Regions from separate parts of the Homo sapiens genome. Here region 1 is linked to region 2. A link is a loop called in an ENCODE intact Hi-C map of the cell type or tissue named here. Cell type or tissue: mammary epithelial cell. All regions are shown on one strand. Links, peaks and the distances in the headings refer to the core of each region. The heading gives the core; the rest is flanking DNA.

Evidence for each region. Peaks named below come from ENCODE experiments on the same cell type or tissue, not always from the same donor. Only the 100,000 strongest peaks of a DNase experiment are listed, where the experiment ranks them.
Region 1: it touches region 2 in a loop (18-fold over the local background); 46 of 110 quality-filtered maps call a loop at or near these places.

Annotation. Positions count from the first base shown.
Region 1 is chr7:21,253,211-21,260,732 of GRCh38, forward strand. No RefSeq gene overlaps it. Among named protein-coding and RNA genes, the nearest start is that of SP4, 170 kb to the right of the region's middle. In mammary epithelial cell, for the core only: a CTCF peak has its summit at 3,255 (motif pointing right); no DNase peak of the experiment used is centred there.
Region 2 is chr7:21,998,745-22,006,266 of GRCh38, forward strand. No RefSeq gene overlaps it. Among named protein-coding and RNA genes, the nearest start is that of CDCA7L, 57 kb to the left of the region's middle. In mammary epithelial cell, for the core only: a CTCF peak has its summit at 2,848 (motif pointing left); a DNase peak (open chromatin) is centred at 2,767; H3K27ac peaks cover 515 bases.

The DNA.
Region 1 (7,522 bases), core at 2,268-4,767, 740 kb before region 2:
GCACATTTTCTCATAAGAGGATTTTTAGAACACCTCTGTGTCTGAGAATGCTCTTTTCTTCTGAGTCTGAGCAGTTGCTGTCATGCTGTTTCACTTGTACATTCCCATTTATTCTATTATTTGTGGTATCATTCCAGTTCTTGAGATAGAACACTCTCATTTAAAATAATGGGCCATGATAATGCACACACTTCTGTCAAATATGTTGATTCTGGTGTCTATTAGGATTTCTCACTGTTGCTTTTACAACGGCTTTAAGACATTCGGAAAACTTTCCTTCCACAGAGCGTAAATGCAGTCCTCGTACTACCTGGTTATGATTACTTCGTTGTGTTGAAGCATCTAATAAATTACATATCGGTAAATGTAGATCTTGGACAAATACCCCAAGAAAATCTAATTCTCTTGAAGTGCATCTTTTTTCATTCTTTCAAGTTTTCAGTTTAAATTTAGTGCCTTTGACTGGTGAAAAATTAATAGCACTGGTACCTGAAATCTTCTCTATAACCTGTGGTGGAGGAAAAGCTTCCTAGAACCTTTCTAACGTGTCAATTACAACCCAGATAGATTACTATATGAGGAATTATTTCATTTTTCTTGGATCAAATATAAAACAGCTATAATATTTTTAAGTTGTACTGAAGGAAGCATGGTAAAGACACTCCTGCACTCAGGGCTAGGGCAGGCAACATAAACAAAGCTGTCACTCTCTCTACAAGGTGAGCTTGTATTTGAGCATGCATTCGGATTGTATGCATATGGTGATTTCCAACACTAACCGTTTGGGTGATACTCAAATTATAACACACCACTGACTTAAAAGTCACTTGCATCCGACTTTTGTAAATCATGGGGTTCTCTTTCATTCAGGTATGTTGTCTCAGTGATCAGTAGCATTTCCAATAAATTATACACTGACCAGTTGGCAGAGCTTCTGCCCGTTATTGGAGCAAAGCCTGCAAACCTCCTCTGTCAGATGCTGCATTCCCAGCCCTCAGCCCCCTAACGTAGCAGAGTTCCTTGGCAAACGACAGAGTGCCCTCTGTTGATGGAAAAAGTAATGCGCAGCGGAGGATACAGAGAGAAGCTTTCCTACTAGAAGTCGCAGAGCTGCCCGTTAGCCGATACACATTTGTGATGTAAAAATCACATTTTAAATTATAAAAATATTGATTTAATGAATATTGAGAGAGTACAGATGATTGCAAATTCAGACACAATTGTTGGAATTATGTATTTAGATAGATACACACATAAACACGCTAGTTATTCAGTTTCTACATACCTGGAAATGCTACGTAAGACGACTCCTTTTTTACTCTGTGCAGTATAGATTCAACCTACACAAGCAAATATTTCGTTTCAAATTTTTCTGCAACCGAATAGAACATTTAGCATGAACAATGATGCTACATGCTCAGGCTCTATACACTTAACTAATGTTAAAAATGAAAAACTGTAAGAATTCCGCTGAACAGAGATTTCTAATTCCTTCAGGTTTAAGGAGGGAAATCAACAGAAAGCAAAACCGCTGAGAAAAGCCTTTAGCTTCAGCGTTGTCTCTGCAGGGTGAGGAAAAATTGATAGCCTGGTTTGCTGTTACTGCTTTCAAACTAAGTTCCAGTGAGCCTTCATAAAACAGTAAATTGTATCACAATTTTAAAGCAGTAATTCACTAAGCACTCACTTCTTCACTTCCATGTTTCTATTTGCTTTCTTTTGAAATGGAAAAAATCAAATCTCACAGAAGTGATATCTTTACATTTTAAGGCCATTTCATATGTTAATTAGTTTAAAAGCAACATGAAAAAATGTTAGCTTGCACAAATACTTGCAGTTAACATTTTTTAAAGTGTGACTTTCTTGACTATTTTGGAGAAATAAACTCTGGTTGCTGTTGCAAGTTGAAAATGTTTCTGCCTGAGAGGTTGCATTTTGGGATCTGCACGGATTTAAATACTCCTCTACCTGCTTCTTCACTTAAATTTGAGTATTTGCAGCCACAGAATTAACCTATTGTAATGACTTGATTGCAATCTTCAATTTTATTGTTATGAAGGAAGAGTTTTCTTTCAAGGTTTATTTGCAAGTGTTAAATGGAATTAAGACAAAAAAAATCTTTATGCCATTTCCAAGAAACTGTTACCTAGAAGAAAAGGAAAGAGGATGTTAAATGGAGTTTTCAGATTTGTTGCTGGTACTGATGAAATTAACCAGATAAATTGTTTGGTACTCATTTTCATTTTCCTTACAGAGGCTCTGAGATTTTTTTTTAAGTAGTTTGCCAATTCTTGACTTCTTCATACCCAATCTTTATTTATATGAAATCACTTTTTTAAGTGTGAATTCACATACTATTCACAAGGTTTGTTGGCATAAGAATGAGATATGTGCTAAGGAAATCATTTAAAATGTGAGCTGGAATTCTCGATTAGTGGTAACAGTCTGACAAAATGGAGCCAGTGATGGCTCGAGTTTGTTAATATACACAGTCCAAATAGCAACATGAAAACTAAGAACTTCAGTTCGTTGGTGTGCTTGAGATTTCAGCTCACTGAAACCTCTGCGTTAGAGAGGAATTGCAAACAGAAGAGAATGAGATCCTGTTGTATGACAGGAATGATACTGCACTGGGGATTTTTAGGATTCCGAAGTATTTTACCAATACTCCCTAAATATGCTTTCCTACTTATTCTCGGCTTAGCCCTTACACTTTGATCTGATATTTTTCAAGCTTTTTCTTTCCTTAAACAGTATAATCATTTTGTTTTTCTTTCTGATCAGGAATATAATGATCTCACTTCTATTGCTTTTTTCAAACAGTAAGATTACATTTAAACAATGACAGGGAACAAAACTTAAGTATGATAAACACTTTTCCCATTGCTATAAACAACTGAAAAATAACAAAATTATCAAAATATTCTCATTTCAAAATTTTTCATTTTGTTTTATTTCAAAAATGCAATGAAGTCTCAAACATTTTCTTTTCCACCATTTTAATTGAAATTGGAAATTAAAATAAATTCTGTTTAAAGGGAAAACTAATTTTTAGTTAGAAATTAAACTCAAAGTATAATTTGCTTATACATTAATAAAGTATATATAACGTAAAGTATATTTAACCTTTTAAAGTTTTCCCCTTCCCTAGATAATTTTGTTATTTAAATGAATTGAATTATAAAATAATCTCATGGCACTGTGTAATATTTTACGATACAATCCAGTTAAAGAGGTGCTAAATATTTTAGAAACAGCCCACCAGAGGGCAGTCAGCTTTTAGTCTAACGTGTTGGAAATAGATAAATTTATTATGATGGCTAAGTTTTAAATAAAATATCTATTTAAATCACATAACTTCTTGCATCTAGGAGGTGAACAAAGTGAAGTTATGACTTGAGATTGAGAAGCCTGAGGCTTCAAACCATTTTGATAAAAAATCACCAAAGGACTAACAATTCTAACAATTGCCCTTCTGTACTCCCTCACACTCAACCTTTTCATTGTGATATTTATGTTTGGTTATAAAGTAAGATTTATTTTGATTTGAGATGTTTTGGTGCATTAATTTTTTTTCTAATCAGTGGAGACTTTGGGACAAGCTCCTGCTAAGAGAGAAAGAGAGAAGAGAGATTTTGTTTTCTTGCTCACCTGTCTGTATATTCCTACTAATTCCAAAATGAGTCTACTGTGGGTTTTAATGGAGCTTAATAATATTATTATACAAATGACACAGAAGAGATTCTGGAACATATGAATGGTGATTGGAGAATACATGGTTTGTTTCCTTGTGTAAACTCTAGGGGTGTTGGGCACTAAGTTGCCTCCAGTCACCTTAATAGTCAGAGATAATAACATCCACTTAGAAGAGGATTAAAAGAACACTGAAATCCTTGCATGTATTATTTTATTTAAAATAAAGAAGAGTCCATCTCTACTAAAGATACAAAAAAAAAAAAAAAAATAGCCGGGCGTGGTGGCGGGCACCTGTAGTCCCAGCTACTCGGGAAGCTGAGGGAGGAAAATGGCATGAACCCGGGAAGTGGAGCTTGCAGTGAGCCAAGATCATGCCACTGCACTCCTGCCTGGGTGACAGAGCAAGACTCCATCTAAAAAATAAATAAATAAATATAAATAAGAGTCATTGAGGTTTGGACAATGTTTTGTCATTGTTGTTATTACTATTATTATTGGCAAAATTCTGGTTGTCAAATTTCTGAGCCCTGAAAACAAAATCCTTCTCCTAAAGTCTGCAAAAGAGGCCATGAGTGAACAGAAATATTTATGAGAGCTGAGGTGCTTTCAGATACTCACTTGCTAGATTTCTTATAATAATCTTGTGAGGTATAAGACCCATGTTAAATAACTTGGTCAAGGTAACAGAAATGAGACTTATACCTTGTCATTTTCCTCTTCTCTCACTTGCCTTGGAATTAAGAAACAAAGAAGCTAAAGATTTTTTTTCCTTGTGTTGTTTATTTATTTTTGTTTTATTGGTTTTGGAACCCAAGTTTCCCTAATTATAAAAATTATTCACGCTTATAAGAAAATAATGATCTTAGCAAAGACATAGAATAAATCTAGATGCCCACCAAGGACAGACTGGATAAAGAAAGTGTGGTACATATACATCATGAAATACTATGCAGCCACAAAAAAGAACAAGATCGTGTCTTTTGTGGGAACATGGATGGAGCTGGAGGCTATTATCCTTGGCAAACTAGTGCAGGAACAGAAAATCAAATACCAGATATTCTCACATATAAGTGGGAGTTCAATGATGAGAACTCATGAACACAAAGAAGGAAACAACAGACACTATTGTTGAGTCTACTCAAGACTCTGTTGTTGGGTCTACTTGAGAATGGAAAGGGGGAGGAAGGAGAGGAGCAGAAAAGATAACTATTGGGTACTGCACTTAATACCTGAGTGATGAAATAACCTGTATAGCAAACCCCCATGACACGACTTTACCTATGTAAAAAACCTTCACATGTACCCCCAAACCTAAAATAAAAGTTAAAAAAGAAAAGAATGATCTTATAAACACAGAGATTAACACTGCTAACATTAAGATATGTATGCTTCCAGATATTTCCTATACACATATACATACTTACAAAAGTGGAATCACACTCTTTCTGCTGTTTCACAGCCTCCTCTATTCACATGGATATAAAAGATATCATGGACATCTTTTCATGTCAGTATGTGTAGATAATAACAGCTCACATCTACTGAGTGCTTACCATGTGCTAGGCACCTTTCTATGCATTTTGCATGAGTTGTTCCATTAATTTCCACAACATCCCTATGAAGTAGGTACTATTATTTCCCCCATTTTTTTAGAAGAGAAAAGAGATTAACTAGTGGCCAACACACAGACCCCACATGTTAATCTCTTGGCTTTTTAAGGGCTATGTTAGATTCTGCTGTATGGACTTACCAACCTTCTTCATTGGTGCGTAGTTCCATGTTTCTGGAAAGAGCAATTTCCAGAAAGAACAACTCCGGTATCCAAACTAGTTGCTTGTGTCCTCTCACATGTAAATATACCTCAAACTATCTCAACTTTGCTGATCCCATTATCTTTTTAGAACTCCCTTCTCCCTCTCCATGTTTTCCTAAAATTTACCCAGATCCACTTTTCAGGACTCCTGAACCTATCTTATCACTGCCACTGAGACACAGCAACTAACTCAGGAGTGACATGCCCAGAATCCAAACCTAAACTGTGCTATGTATCAACCAAGTGACCTTAGGCATGACTTAGTCCACCCAAGCCACATTTTTCTTATCAGTAAAATGAGGATAAAATATCTACCTCACAGAGCTATTTGGTAGTCTCAAATAGCATAGATACGCATGTACCTGGCAAATAGTAAATTCTTAATAAATGTCAGAGAGAAATGCCCCCTTGCTTGAATGAGGACCTCAAGGTCAAAGGGAGAGAAAATAGCAGATCCTACATTGCTATAAAAGACAAACTCCTTTGGGAGGCCAAGGTGGGTGGATCACTTGAGGTCAGGAGTTTAAGACCAGCCTAGCCAACATGGTGAAACCCTGTCTCTACCAAAAATACAACAATTAGCTGGGTGTGGTGGTGGGGGCCTATAATCCTAGCTACTTGGGAGGCTGAGGCAGAAGAATCGCTTGAACCAGGGAAGCAGAGGCTGCAGTGAGCTGAGATTGTGCCACTGCACTCCAGCCTGGGCAACAGAGCGAGAATCAGTCTCAAAAAAAAAAAAAAAAAAAAAAAGACAAACTCAAATTTTAATGCTAGACTTCTGTGTCTAAGAACTTTGAGGATTCCAGGTTATATTATCTTTATCTTGATACACACATATGAAGAAAACCCTAAATGAATCTTTTTCTTGGCTATATTTGAATGGAAATTTTTGGAAAGCAAATTTAAAAGATCAAACAAATATTTATTGGGACAGATTTTTTGCAACCCAATAAAATAAAGCCCTGAGAGAAGGAAGTCTAACAGAGGGCAAAGCAAACTATAATCCCTTGCTGGTCAGTCTTCTTTTTCCTACAAAATGTCTAGGAATACCTATAAATACTAAATTATGAAGATTTGAAAAACATACTCTGGACTCATGCTCCATCACTTGTGCTCAGGGACTGTTTAATTGGAGCCAGTACCAAGATGCTAATTCCAAATTTATTCCTCAAAATGATTTCTGCTCCAAATTTAAGCACCCCTCTTAGTTGGCCCAACTTAGTGAATGTCAGAATTTGAGATGAGAGCTGACTGATGAGACTCCAAGCATGGGATGGTGAGGAAGAGCCAGAGGAATTGGCTAAAACATTAGCACCATGCTTCCAGGCATTCACACTGTGCAAATGCTTCTGCGGTGGGCAGGCCTCCTTATTATCTGCAGGTTCCCAAACCAGGAAGACTGTGAGCCATTCCCCCTCAAAGACCAAAGGCGTGGATGCAAATTTGCCCTTATTGCCCAGAGTGGCAGAAATCACTAGAGCACATGGGCTGAGGCATGGCCACATATACCGATGTGTAAGCCACTTATGTGATGGACAGTTTCCTTTCCTTTTATTTTATTTTATTTTGATACAAGGTCTTACTCTGTCCCCCAGGCTGGAGTGCAGTGGCAAGATCATGGCTCACTGCAGCCTCAACCTCCCTGGGCTCAGGTGATGCTCCTACCTCAGCCTCCCAGATAGCTGAGACTACAGGTGTATGCCATCATGCCTACCTAATTTTTTTTTTTTTTTTTTTGACATGGAGATGAGGTTTCTCTATGTTGCCCAAGCTGGTCTCAAACTCCTAGGCTCAAGCAATCCTCCCACCTTGGCCTCCCAAAATGCTGAGATTACAGGCGTCAGCCATTATGTCTGGCCACCATTTATTTTTGAGAGAGATCCCTGAACCAACACCAAAAATGAAAAATGGCCCCTGTTTGATATTTACCCTTTGGGATTGTCTAGTCGTGATTTAGCCAAGAGGTCTGTCTGTAGCATCTACATCTGCTATCATTCCTGGTCAGGTACATGA
Region 2 (7,522 bases), core at 1,660-4,159:
AGTAGCCACAAAGGATGGAGCCATGTCAGAAGAACACAGAGCCCACCTGAAGGAGCTCCCAATGGCCAAAGCTGGAGTAATTTTGAGCAATCAAGAAAGGGTAATAGCATTGGATTATAAGCCATAGACGGAAGTAAATATCCATGAGTCCACAGTGATGTAACGTAGTAAATAAATGGGAGAGAAGGGACACATCTTCGTTACAGAACCTATTAATACATGCAGAGGGAAAAGAGGAAATGGGGGGAAACCCCACAGTAAAAATGGTTGTAGGCATCAAAGGATGCTAAAATTAGTGGCTATAAGTTTAAGGAGAAACAAGATATTTGCATAAAGTATCTTCCCAGATACATTTATTAACCAATTACTAACGGGAAAATAGTCATTTTACTTTGGAAAAACTGGTAGTCACCTCCTTGACCGGGAATGAAGGTTCATATCTGTAGAAAGAGACATAGGACGTCATTTGATGCACAGAGAAGGGCGCAATCTGATTTCCATGGCATTCCTGCGAAAAATGCTTGACCTCCTTTATCCATGAGAAAATATCAGATAAACCCAAATTGAAGCACATTCTATGAAATAACCGATTCGTAGTCTTCAAAAGTGACAAGGTCAGGAAAGGCAAGAAAAACCTGAGAAATTGTTATAGACTAGAGGGGACTAAGGAGTCATGACAACTAATTGCCACGCAGGGTCCTAGGCTGAGCCTTGAACAGAAAAAGGATGTTAATAGGAATTCAAAAAAGGTTAGTAGATTCAGTTCACAGTATTGTAGCTGTGTTCAAAATCTTTTTTTTTTTTTTTTTTTTTTTTGGAGACCGAGTCTCACTCTGTCGCCCAGGCTGGAGTTCAGTGGCGCAATCCCAGCTCACTGCAACCTCCACCTCCTGGCTTCAAGCGATTCTCCTTCCTCAGCCTCCCGAGTAGCTGGGATTACAGGCACACATCACCACGCCCAGAAAATTTTGTATGTTTAGTAGAGACGGAGTTTCACCATGTTAGCCAGGCTGATCTCGAACTCCCAATCTCTGGTTATCGGCCCGCCTCGGCCTCCCAAATGCTGGGATTATAGGCATGAGCCACTGCACCCAGCCTTAATTTCTTTACATAACTTACTGTGGTTATGTAAGATTATGTTATGGCCATGTATTAGAAGAAACTGAATGAAGGGTATATAGAAACTCTTTGTACAATTTTGCAACTTTTCAGTATGTTTAAAATTATTTCAAAAGAAAAATTTAAAAACGAAACCCATGTTGGGCCTAAGTTTTCTTGTCTGTACAACGAGTATGTTGAGTCATATGATGTGTAAGATCCATTTGGGGCATGAGATCATGAGTCCCCAGTCGCCCTCCTGGGCAAACATCATCCCTCCACCATCAATGCATGTGCTTAAGCAATAACCGTCATCTTCTTTACTAAAACAGGATTTTGTGGCCAGGCATGGTGTCTCATGCCTGTAATCCCAACACTTTGGGAGGCTAAGGCAAGAGGATCGCTCGAGCTCAGGAGGTTGAAGCTGCAGTGAGCTATGATTATGTCACTGCACTCCAGCCTGGGCGACAGAGTAAGACCCTATTTAAAACAAAACGAAACAAAAAACAACAGTATTTTGTTTCTGGTGAAGACAGCACTCTAGTATACATATATCACTTTAAGGTAGTTGCTGATGTCCACACTTCTTTAAGAAATGACATAGGGCCAGGCACGGTGGCTCACGCCTGTAATCCCAGCACTTTGGGAGGCCGAGGCGGGTGGATCACCTGAAGACAGGAGTTCAAGACCAGCCTGGCCAACATGACGAAACCCTGTCTCTACTAAAAATAACAGAAATTAGCCAGGCATGGTGGCCCCCGCCTGTAGTTCCAGCTACTCGGGAGGCTGAGGCAGGAGAATGGCTTGAACCTGGGAGGCAGAGGTTGCAGTGAGCCGAGATCGCACCACTGCACTCCAGCCTAGGTGACAGAGCGAGACTCTATCTCAAAAAAAAAAAAAAAAAAAAAAAGAAAGAAAGAAAGAAAGAAAAGAAAAGACACAGATCCCACCTCAAGGCTGGCAAAATTATCTTGCCTCAGTTTAAGGCAATGTTGGAAGATTGAATAAAAGCAGAAATTAATCGTGGGATAGTTTAATCCATCAATGTGATCCTATGGCAATACTGATTTTAGTATGAATCGCCACCATTTATTGGGGATCCATGCTGTGCAGGGCATGTCAGCAAGCTGTGTGTATGTAAACAGCTAATCCCTAGAGACACACATCTGGAACTTGCTGCTAGCTCCATTTGTCCCAGATGAGGAACCTGGGGCTTGGAGAAATCAGGGAATCAGCCCAGGGGGTGAGTGGAAAACCCAAGATGAGAACCCTTTAGGGTACAAAGCATCTGATCTTTCCACCACCCAGTTGTACTTTTTCAGATATAAAACAAAGGAAAACATTTAACAAAAAAGGGTGTCAATCCCTCACTTCGTACCTTTACCTCAGAGTAGTAATATAGGAAAAGAAATAAAAATACAGCTAAGGTTTCTGAGACCCTCTTTCTTTAAACCAAAGAGTTGTTAAACTTGGTGGTGGGCGGGGAGAGAGAGGGTTAACCCTCTCTGTTAATATCGTGGATAAAAACATCCGGCCTGAGAATTACCAAATACATACGTATTTAAATAGATAAAATAACTTTCCCATTAACACCATCCACATTGTACTACGGAAGAAAATACCGTTTTTATTATTCACCTCATTCCGGTGATTTGTCCATTGAGGGAGGGAGGGCTCTTCTAGAAAGACAGCAAAAATCTTTCTCTAGTCCTTCAGCCTCAATTGATTGGCTGTTTTTGTACAACCCTGCCATCTACTGGAGTAACTCAGAATTACAGGACACTCTAGAAATTTTCATATGGGCTAAAAATGTTAACATCTCAATTCTCAGTTAGTGATATGAACAGCCCTATTTTATTAATTAATATGTTATCATAGGGCAAGACATGGTCAATTCCTGGGTATGCACTGAAACCACATACCACATACCAGCCTACAAATGTTGCTGAAGGGTTTCATACCAGAGCAAATAGAAACAGACAAGCATCTATCAGTCCAAGTTTCTTTTTCTTTTGAAATAGAAAAAAAGGATCGCAAAGAATCTGCCCTTTGTAGAAGGATAAAAACATTTAGGGAAGCGGCAAAAGGAAAACATAATCACTGTAATTCTCCTGCTAAAATATAGCTATGCTTTGAAATTTCTTTGTGTTTTAATTATTTACAATGATGGAATCATATTACGCTTATTGTACTGTAAATGGATTTTTCTATTTAGTAACAGACATAATCATCATTGTTCCAAATGCTTTAGTCCTCACAGCTTAGGTCAATGTACATCACTATTTCACTTCAGTTTCATGTGGACAGTAGGGTCTCTACTTTTGTCTCTTTTGGGTGTTTATCCATTCAATCAACCCCCAGATACCTTCTATTAATAAAGCGGCAACGGAACAAGAAGCTCAATATTTTCCAACCTGCTAGGTTCCCCATCTTTCTAACTGTCCCTCACATGGAAGAGGGGGAGTGGGGTGGAGGCGAAGTTGAATCACAGAACAGAAAATAAATTAAAAGACCAGTTTCAAGAGGCATCTCTGCCCCCAAACCGCCAGTTCTTAGGGGTGCCTTAAATATTTGGACTCTGTAGTGACTAAACTGGAAAACACTAATCCCCATTTTAAGAGGAACAGGGAGATCACTGGAGTTATTTTCAATGCCTCTGCTTTTCACAGAAAACAATAATGTAAGCCATAAGCCATTAAATGATTGCCTCCAAAACTATTCTAAATTCTAAAAAGAGCAATACCATTACTAATTAAGTGTTATTAAAGGCAAGAATACTCAACATATGGGCTCAGTTTGTTAGCAGTGCTTTTTCTCTTCATGTACTTGCTTAACCCGGGAATAGTTTGTATGTGCCTATTTTGCAGAACCTGGAAGACAATTTTATTCTTAAAAGGATGCTAAAGGTTTATAGTTGTTTAATATCTTCTCCTTTGACACATTTTGGGTCATATTAATGATTTGCTTGATTCTGAGGCCTTGTTCAGGAATATAACCTGCAATTAGAACATCATTCCTATGGGAAAATATGCAACACTTGGCAATGATTTACCTCACAATGTGGTTTCCAGGAGACCATTATGGAAACAAAAAGCAGTATGTCTGTACTTGACTTTGTAATCCTGTGAGGACAAGCATGATCCTTCACATTACAGAAGGGAGATGAAGTCTCAGAGCTGGAGCGACTTTGCCTCATAAAAAGCAGAGTAGAGGCTGGCATCTCAGTCTTCCTTCCACAGTGCATTTTTCTGAAGTTATATTCTTGGCTTGGTCAAGGGTATGGACCTGGTGTCTGGGTTTGAGTCTAGGCTCTGTAATTTACTAACTATGCACAGGGCACGTTGCTAATCTCTCTTTATTCAATATCCTCGCCTGTAAAATGGGATGATGATCATCATGGCACATTATCTCATAGAGTTCTTAGGATGCTGAACAGATTAATAAAGCACTGGAGACAGTGCCTGGCAGATTTAAAAAAAAATCTTCAATAAATGTTTGCTACCGTTATCTACATGGCCAATGAAATTGTATGCTATTTATTGTAAGTTTCCCAAAACATCAGCAAAGGTATTAACACAATTTAGATGACACTAACAAAATCAGCTATTTCCATTTGATAGGTGCCTACTATATGCCAGACACATTACACACTTTATTTGTTGTTTTATCCCCATTTTAGAGATGGCAAATGGGAATCTCAGAGCAATTAATTAATTTTCCCAGGGTCGCACAGCCACCAAGCAGTAAAGCCCGACCTAAAATGCAGACTCCTCCATTGCTAAAGCCTGTGGGCATTCCATGCACTAAGCTAGATGACAAAACTATGTTAACCTTTTTGCATTACTTATCTGATGTGGCCTGCCAACAATTTCTTTTTAAACTACAATTTATTTTATTTATTTAATTAATTTTTTTTTTTTTTTTGAGACAGAGTGTCTCTCTGTCGTCCAGGCTGGAGTGCAGTGACATAATCTCAGCTCACTGCAACCTCCACCTCCCGGGTTGAAGCGATTCTCCTCCCTCAGCCTCCCGAGTAGCCAGGACTACAGGCACCCACCACCATGTCCTGCTAATTTTTGTATTTTTCGTAGAAATGGGGTTTCACCATGTTGGTCAGGCTGGTCTTGAACGCCTGACCTCAGGCGATCCTCTCACTTCAGCCTACCAAAATGCTGGGATTACAGGCGTGAGCCACTGCGCAGGGCCTACGACTCATTTTGAAATTTTTTGCTTTCTGAGTGTTTGCATAGACCCGGCATTGTGGCAGGGCCTGGAGAGCCAGTGGGGAACAAGACACAGTCCTGTGCTTCAGTTGTTCACAGGCTGGTGGAGAGAGTTAGACCACTAATTGGAAAATGGAATGGGTTCCTAAGTAAGCGTGGAATAAAATGTTATAGGAATATGTTTTTTAGAAGGAGCATTAGCCCAGCCTTGCAGGGTGGAAGGTGGGGTGCTGTGGGGGCATCAAAAATACCTCCTGGGGGAATTGATGAATGAACTAGGACTGTACTTACCCCACTGGGTTTTAAATAGCCCCAGTTAGCACATGCTTATTACCTGATTGGCCTGTGGCATGCACCTAAGACATGTTATCTTATTTAATCCTCACTACAATTCTCTAGGAGTGGTGCCATGATTCTCTTTTTGCAGATGAGAAAACAGGATTTGACAGACCCAGTAAGTTGTCTAAGATCACCCAGCTAATAAGAGCTCTGCCTTGAGTTTAAACCTGATTTGTCTGACCAATATACCCAGGCCATTAACCACTACATCACAGTGCCTCCAATCTTATGTAGGTTTATTGTGTTTGATGCAGATTATCCTGAATTGTAATTTTGCCTTCCCACCTATCTATGTTTTACTTCACTTGTTTCAACAAGTGTTATTCAATAAATGCTTTTTAATAAAAAAGAAAAAAGTTCTGAACCTGAACTATTATGTTAATAGGCTAAACCTATTAGATTGTCTTTTCCTCGTCCTTACAAAGGTACACGTGTCTCTTGCAGAGTTGAACACCTATGTGGTGCAATAGATTGGTAAAGTTGAGAGAGCACCATTCAATTTTGAATTGATATGTGTGGATCTAGATCCCCAATTTTCTATCCTCAGCCCTGCTAGAAAGGTTTGAAACTTTTTGGTTGGAAGATTATACAAGGCAACATCCGGGTATGGAAAAACAGATTTAATCTTGGTCTTATTCCTTGAGAAATCTACAAAGAGGTAAATTAATGGCCTCATGACATTCTCATGTATCAAATAAATCAAAACCAACTAGATACACAGCCATCCAAAAGAGAGGATGCTGGAGCATTTAGCAAGTTCTAATTAGCTGGAAGGTAGACTGGGAGCCAAGGGAGATTAGTGAAAGGAACACTGTATCCAGGAAACTTTGCTTTGGCTACATTCCTTTATGGGCAAAATAGCGGGCAAGATCTGGTCCCTGGCTTGCTTTCTTCTGTCATCTCCTGTCATTTCTCCTTATTCTACTCCTCCCCTTCCAACCTCAAAAACCCCAACAACACACAGTTGCATTCCAGCCATGCAACTAAACATGGCTAATCCTTAAACAAGCTGTGCTCTTTCTTGCCTCCCAGTTCTTGAACTTGCATTTGCCTCCTGTTCTTTCCCTGGCATGTCCTTCCCACACATAATCTTGACCTCTGGCTTCTCATTCTTTCTTCAGGGTTAATTCATGTTCAGATCCTCTGTAGAGACCTCTTTGAGTACTCATCAAAATAATCAGGAGCTTTTTCATGGAGATCCTCATAAAGCCCTCTAAAGCCTTTATCCTCTCTCTTAAACCACTGCTCAAATTACTTGTTGCAGGTCTTGTTTCCTCAATAAACCATAAAGGCTGGAGGACAAGAATCATTTTTATTTGTCTTTGTGTTTACTTCATCTTCAACAGCACCTACTAAGTGTTGGGCACTTAATAGTTGAATGGATTGATGGATGGATGGTATTAAACTGGACCCAAAGACTCAATGCACACTCTCAAATCAAGTCAGAAACGAAATCCTTCAGTAATAATACCACCAGTTATTCAAAAGTTAACCATAAAGGAATTTCAGATTCATAAATAAAACAGTTAAGAAGCAGCCTGTAACTGCAGGAATCTTTGGCCCAGTGATTATATAAGGAGCCTGTAATCTTTGGCTCAGTGAGTTCCTCCAGCTTAGACTAGTTGTTCTATTTCACTGACCTAGGCTAAAAATCGAAAAAATTAGGGGGAACATTCCAATAAATAGCATGTACAGATTTCCTGGAAGTAACAAAGCAATCTCAAATAAGCAAAAAAAAAAAAAAAAAAAAACTTAACCAAAAAAGAGTCACTCAAGATAAAAAATGATGGCAGAAATATTCAGAGTTGATAAAGCTCGCTGGTGGGTTGGTAGATTTTTTAAAAATATTCTCTATACTTTAT